Linked DNA regions of Homo sapiens: region 1 is linked to region 2. A link is an interaction called in ENCODE POLR2A ChIA-PET data of the cell type or tissue named here. Cell type or tissue: Caco-2. All regions are shown on one strand. Each heading gives the region's core, and the rest is flanking DNA. Links, peaks and the distances in the headings are about the cores only. Region 1 has its middle 32 kb from the start of PPM1B-DT. Region 2 overlaps PPM1B (protein phosphatase, Mg2+/Mn2+ dependent 1B).

Region 1 (2,927 bases), core at 105-2,604, 93 kb before region 2:
ATCAGTTAGCTTTGTAAATGACTTAAACTAACAAACAAAACAAAACAAACAGACAGGACCTTGCTCTGTCACCCAGGCTGGAGTGCAGTGGTGTGATCATACCTCACTGCAGCCTCGAACTCCTGAACTCAAATGATCCTCCTCTCTCAGCCCTGCAAATACAGGCAAGCACCACCATGCTTGGCTAATTTTTTTTGTTTTTATTGTTTGTAGAGGTGGTATCTCCCTCTGTTCCAGGCTAGTCTTGAACTTCTGGCCTCAAGCAATCCTCCTGCCTCAGCCTCCCAAAGTGCTGGGATTACAGGTGTGAGCTACAGCTGTGTAGGGGAGAAAAAATAATTTTCTTTCTACCTTTCATAATTATTAACAGGGAGTCCCTATAACAAAAGACAGATTACCAAGAGAAAATCAAACAGAAGTTTATTAACATGCATGCCTCATGGATACATGGTGGGAGCCAGGGGCAGAATGCAGCACAAACCCCAAGAAATTAATAAATCTTCAGAGTGGATCTCAAAGAAAGTTTAAACTTCAGGCTTAAATATTACCTTTTTCTGAAACAAAGAAAGAAGGGAAAAATGAGATGGCCAGGAAAAGTACATTAAACAAAGGTAGTATTTATTATGCAGATTTAAATCCATGCCTTCTCCATTGTTCAAGAGTCTCTCATGATTTAGTCACCCTTTTCTTCCTGGTGCAGAGGAGACAGTCTTACAAATGGAGATTTCCTTTACAAATGTAAATTTCTCTTACAAAAGGATAACTATGTCTATAGTTTCTCAAAATAATCAATATGCTAAAGAGACATATTTTGGGGTGGCATATTCTGGTCTTCTACATTTGTTGGGCTGTAGTGTCCTGAGCCACATGAGTTGAGTATAAAAAAAAATAGTTGAGTAGGTAATTTTCTAAACTGTATTTAAAGGTTTATCTATCTAACTTGCCTGGGAACTACTGCTAAGGTAGACTTAAATATATTCTCTGCTCACAAATTCTTTGGGACAGAATTGCTCATAACTTCCAAAAGGCAGACTCATGTGTTGTCTTTGGGCCCCAGACCATTTCTCTTGCCTGACTCTGCTCTGGTTGTCAATGGATTGAACTCCAACAACTTCACATTTTGCTCCTACGTTCTTGGAGCTGAAAGCTGTAATCATTTCATAAGATTTTCTACGTCCTTCTTCTTGGCAAAGGAATTACAAGTTTATATAAATAGAGTTTATATCAGTCCAAGAAAATGACTTGCAAAAATTTACAAAGCAACATAAAATTAGACATAAATAAATACAGGGAAAAAATAGTGTATGATGCAAGTCTGAGAATATTGACTGATCTTTCATGCTAGATGAAATGTAAGGGCAAATGCAAAATTTCCTTCGGTAGAAAAATAAGGGAAGAGTATTTTCTCTCACTTCTTCCTTTTCTTTTGGAGTTTATTTCTCTGTCCTTGTCAAAAGTATGTAAATTATTTTAATGGCTAAATAAGCCACTGGCCAGTCTCACAACTCAGGAATGTTTCCTCAAGGAGTTGGGAGTCATCGCTTTGAAATGTTATCATTTAAGAAGATAACGCACCACCTGATGCCACTCCCATCTTTTAGTTTTGTGGGAAATGATGGACCTGCCTACATTGTCACCTGATTCCAAATTGCAAAACCTATCTAACAGTTTGCATGGATTGGGCTATGGTTCGAATGTTTCCTCCAAAACTCATGTTGAAACTTAATAGCCATTGTGACAGTATTAAGATGAGAGACCTTTAAGAGGTGGTTGGATCATGTGGGCTCTGCCTTCCTTCGTTAGTGGATCGATGCGTTATTGCAGGAGTGTGTTCCTAATGAAAGGATAAAGTTTGGCTCCCATTCCCTCTCTGTCTCTCGTGCTTGCTTGCCCTTCTACCTTCCCTGGTGAGATAACGCAGCACAAAGGCCCTTGCCAGATCCCAGTACCATGTTCTTGGGTTTTCTGGCCTCCAGAACTGTGAGAAAGAAATGTCTTTACTTTCCAATTATCCAGTCTCTGATATTCTATTACTGCAGCAGAGAACAGACTAAGAGAGTTTGTATCCACTTAGCTATAAAAAGAGTCAAATTCCTTTCTAACTTTGCAAACCCTTTAGCAGGTTTCCTGTATTGTGCATCACATTCTGGTTTAATGCTTTTTCGATAATAAAATCATTGTCTTTCTCTTCTACCTTTACGGAGAGGTTTTCTGGGTTGGGAGAAGACTTTGTTTTTAATTATATTTCTCTCAACACAGGATGAGCTGAGCTTTTCTGGCAGCTGTGATATTGATGCCAGGTAGTTTCAATCATGACATTAATCCTCTCTGTTTTCTCTAAGTAATAGAGAATAATTGCAGCATGGTGGTCAAGAATGTGGACTCTGGAATGAAAACCCTTGCCTTCAAATTCTCGCTGTGATTCACCAACAATGTAACTGTGTGCCAATCAATTAGATGTTACGCTGAACTGTCCCCAGTCTAAATTTTCTCATCAGCTCTTCTTAGCCGCAGTTTTCTCATCTCTAAAATGCTGAATTATGAATAGTGCTCACTCTGTAGGGTTGTAAAAATTGGGTGAAACAGCATATGCTTGGTACAGTGCCTGGCATACAGTAAGCACTCAAAAACATGTTAGCTGTTATTTAAATTCTGACAAAGGAATTCATATTAATTATTGCTGTATAACTAGATTATTCTCAAAATGACATTTTTATTCTTAAGAAAGTGTTTACAATTCATTTTATTTTTAAATTTTAATTTTTAACACTGAGCGCTAGTGTTATAAAAAGGAGTAATTGTTTCATCTAAGTAACAAATCTCTCACAGAGATCTAATTAAAAATAGAAACAAGTTTTTATAGTTTTTCCCCTTCCTTTGTACTTTATTCTTAAAACAGGTCTTTTTTAAACCCCAGGTTCTAGGGG
Region 2 (2,927 bases), core at 209-2,708:
TTGGTCAGGCTGATCTCGAACTGCTGACCTCAGGTGATCCACCCATCTCAGCCTCCCAAAGTGCTGCGATTACAGGCATGAGCTACTGTGCCCGGCCCAGTATCATCCATTTTTTGCCATGAGGATACTTCCCCGCCCCATCCCCACCACCACCCCGTCTGAGGCAGGAAAACAAGCACTTTTTTTTTCTTTTTCTTTTCTTTTTTTTTTTTTTTTTGAGATAGAGTCTCACTTTGTCACCCAGGCTGGAGTGCAGTGGTGCGATCTCGGGTCACTGCAACCTCCGCCCTCCGAGTTCAAGCGATTCTCCTGCCTCAGCCTCCCGGAGTAGCTGGGATTGCAGGCACTTGCCACTGCGTGCTGCTAATTTTTTGTATTTTTAGTAGAGATAGGGTTTCACCATCTTGGCCAGGCTGGTCTTGAATTCCTGACCTCGTGATCCACCCGCCTCAGCCTAACAAGCCCTTTTTTTTTTTTTTTTTTTTAAGAGGGTCTCACTCTGTCGTTCAGACTGGTGTTCATTGGTATGGTCATGGGTCACTGAAGCCTCAACCTCCTCGACTTAGCTCAACCTCTCGCCTCAGTTCCCCAAGTAGTTGGGACTATGGGCGTGTTCCTTTTAAACATTTTTTGTAGAGATAGGGTCTCATTGTGTTTCCCAGGCTGGCCTAGAACTCCTGACCTCAAGGAATCCTCCTACCCGTCTCCCAAAGTGGTGAAATTGCATACACGAGTCACTGCTCCTGGCCAATGAGGGCAACTTTTTAAAAAATAACATTCATCTGCTCTCATTTTTCTAATAAAACATTGCCATTTATTATATGGCTTTATTAGTGTTATCTTTGTTGCAAAAGTATATGTAATAGTCTCTAAAGATGGTTAAGAGTTTGTGTCACATCAACTGTATCAATAACCTATTTTGTATTTTATTTTCCCAATATTTTAAGATGAAAACTTCCAAATGTATTTAAAAAGGGGATATGATATGTTGGAACAGCTGTATATTGTCTCTCTAGATTCAACAACTGTTAACATTTTGCCATAGTTGCTTTATTTTTCTTTTTATATCTACTGTTTTTTTTCTTTCTTTGACTGAACCCTTTGAGAGAAAATTGCAGACATCATATTTTACCTGTAAACATTTAAGCATGCAGCTCTTAAGAATGAAGATATTTTTCAGCCAGGCACGGTAGCTCACACCTGTAATCCCAGCACTTTGGGAGGCCGATGCAGGCAGATCACCTGAGGTTGGGAGTTCGAGACCAGCCTGACCAACATGGAGAAACCCTGTCTCTACTAAAAATACAAAATTAGCCGGGCATGGTGTCACATGCCTGTAATCCCAGCTACTCGGGAGGCTGAGGCAGGAGAATCGCTTAAATCCTCGAGGTGGAGGTTGTGGTGAGCCGAGAACATGCCATTGCCCTCCAGCCTGGGCAACAAGAGTGAAACTCCATCCCAAAAAAAAAAAAAGAACGAAGACATTTTTCTGTATAACCATAATACCATTATTATACCTAAGAAAATTCATTTTTTTAAATTTATTTTTAATTTTTGTGGGTACACTGTAGGTGTATAAAAAAATAAATTGTATAATATTGAATATCAAGTTTAAATTTCCCTAGTTGTCACTAGAGTGACTATTGTAATTGTTATTTTGAATCCCAGTCTAATCAAGTTTATCAATCAAGCACATTAAACAAGTCTTTAATCAGTCAAGCCCCTCACCTGTTTTTTTCCCCTTGAAACTGACTTTGAAGAATCTGAGCCAGTTTTTTACAATACGTCCTGCATTCTGAATTCATATGATTGTTTTCTCATGTGTGCTCTAACTTGATCCTCTATTCCCTTTTTTCCTGTAAACTGGGAATTAGCATTATTAGATTCATTCTAAACATTTTTTGGCACGAATACAGGACATGACTGTACTTTATAATGCATCATATCAAGAGGCACATACTGTAAAGATATCTTTATTTTAGTCTGTCGGCTTAACTGTGATCAGCTTGGATGATTAGAGCTTGTTCTGTACAGTATTAAGTAGTTACTATTGTAGAAACCTGTAGATTTTCCAAAATTCACTAAAATATGAAAGGATTGAGTAGTTTATTATTCATACTGAGAATACTTAATTTATTTTTATCTAGAGATGTTTTTATCAAAATAAGAGCAAAAAGTAAATACAATTTTTATCCGTAAAAACTCTAAAATCTTTCAAAAATCTGTTTAAATCTATATAGTTTTATGTTTTGTATTTCCTACTTATTTAGCAGAAATGATGAAGAAACTGTTCTGATGGCCTGCTTTTCTGTCCTTTTCCTACTGCTTTAAACATTGATTTTCTTTTGTACTAAATCATATAGCCAAATATTGTTTAAGTAAGTCAGTTTTAGGAAATGCTTGTGTTGCTGTTGAATTATAAAAGCTGAGTAAATTTCAGATTAAACTTTAAATGACTGTGAAATAAGACATAAACTAGTTAATGGTAATTTGCTTAAAATGACTTGAGATTATTATTGGAAGTTTTTATTAATTGATACAGGTAAGAATTGATATTTAATAAAATGTTCTCATGCTTAGACTATATTACTTTTCGGTAGAGAAATTAGTATTTTGCTGTAATGTGTTATGAAATACATGTGATATCCTAGTTTGTCTACTGACACTGGGGTCTTGAATCTTAAAAAAAGGCCTCCGATGAAGCAGAGGAAAGTGGATCACAGGGAAAATTGGTGGAAGCTCTCAGGCAAATGAGAATTAATCATAGGGGAAACTACCGACAACTTCTGGAGGAGATGCTGACTAGTTACAGGCTAGCTAAAGTAGAGGGAGAAGAAAGCCCTGCTGAACCAGCTGCCACAGCTACTTCTTCGAACAGTGATGCTGGAAACCCAGTGACAATGCAGGAAAGCCATACTGAATCAGAA

The links. Peaks named below come from ENCODE experiments on the same cell type or tissue, not always from the same donor. Only the 100,000 strongest peaks of a DNase experiment are listed, where the experiment ranks them.
Region 1: POLR2A ChIA-PET joins it to region 2 with 6 read pairs; 8 of 35 experiments call an interaction of 5 or more read pairs at or near these places.

The regions. Positions count from the first base shown.
Region 1 is chr2:44,134,855-44,137,781 of GRCh38, forward strand. No RefSeq gene overlaps it. Among named protein-coding and RNA genes, the nearest start is that of PPM1B-DT, 32 kb to the right of the region's middle. RefSeq lists an enhancer at 1-753. In Caco-2, for the core only: no CTCF peak of the experiment used is centred there; a DNase peak (open chromatin) is centred at 1,577.
Region 2 is chr2:44,227,723-44,230,649 of GRCh38, forward strand. It overlaps PPM1B (protein phosphatase, Mg2+/Mn2+ dependent 1B), which reads left to right. Exons shown (of 6, transcript NM_002706.6): 6 at 2,691-2,927. Among named protein-coding and RNA genes, the nearest start is that of SLC3A1, 46 kb to the right of the region's middle. In Caco-2, for the core only: no CTCF peak of the experiment used is centred there; no DNase peak of the experiment used is centred there.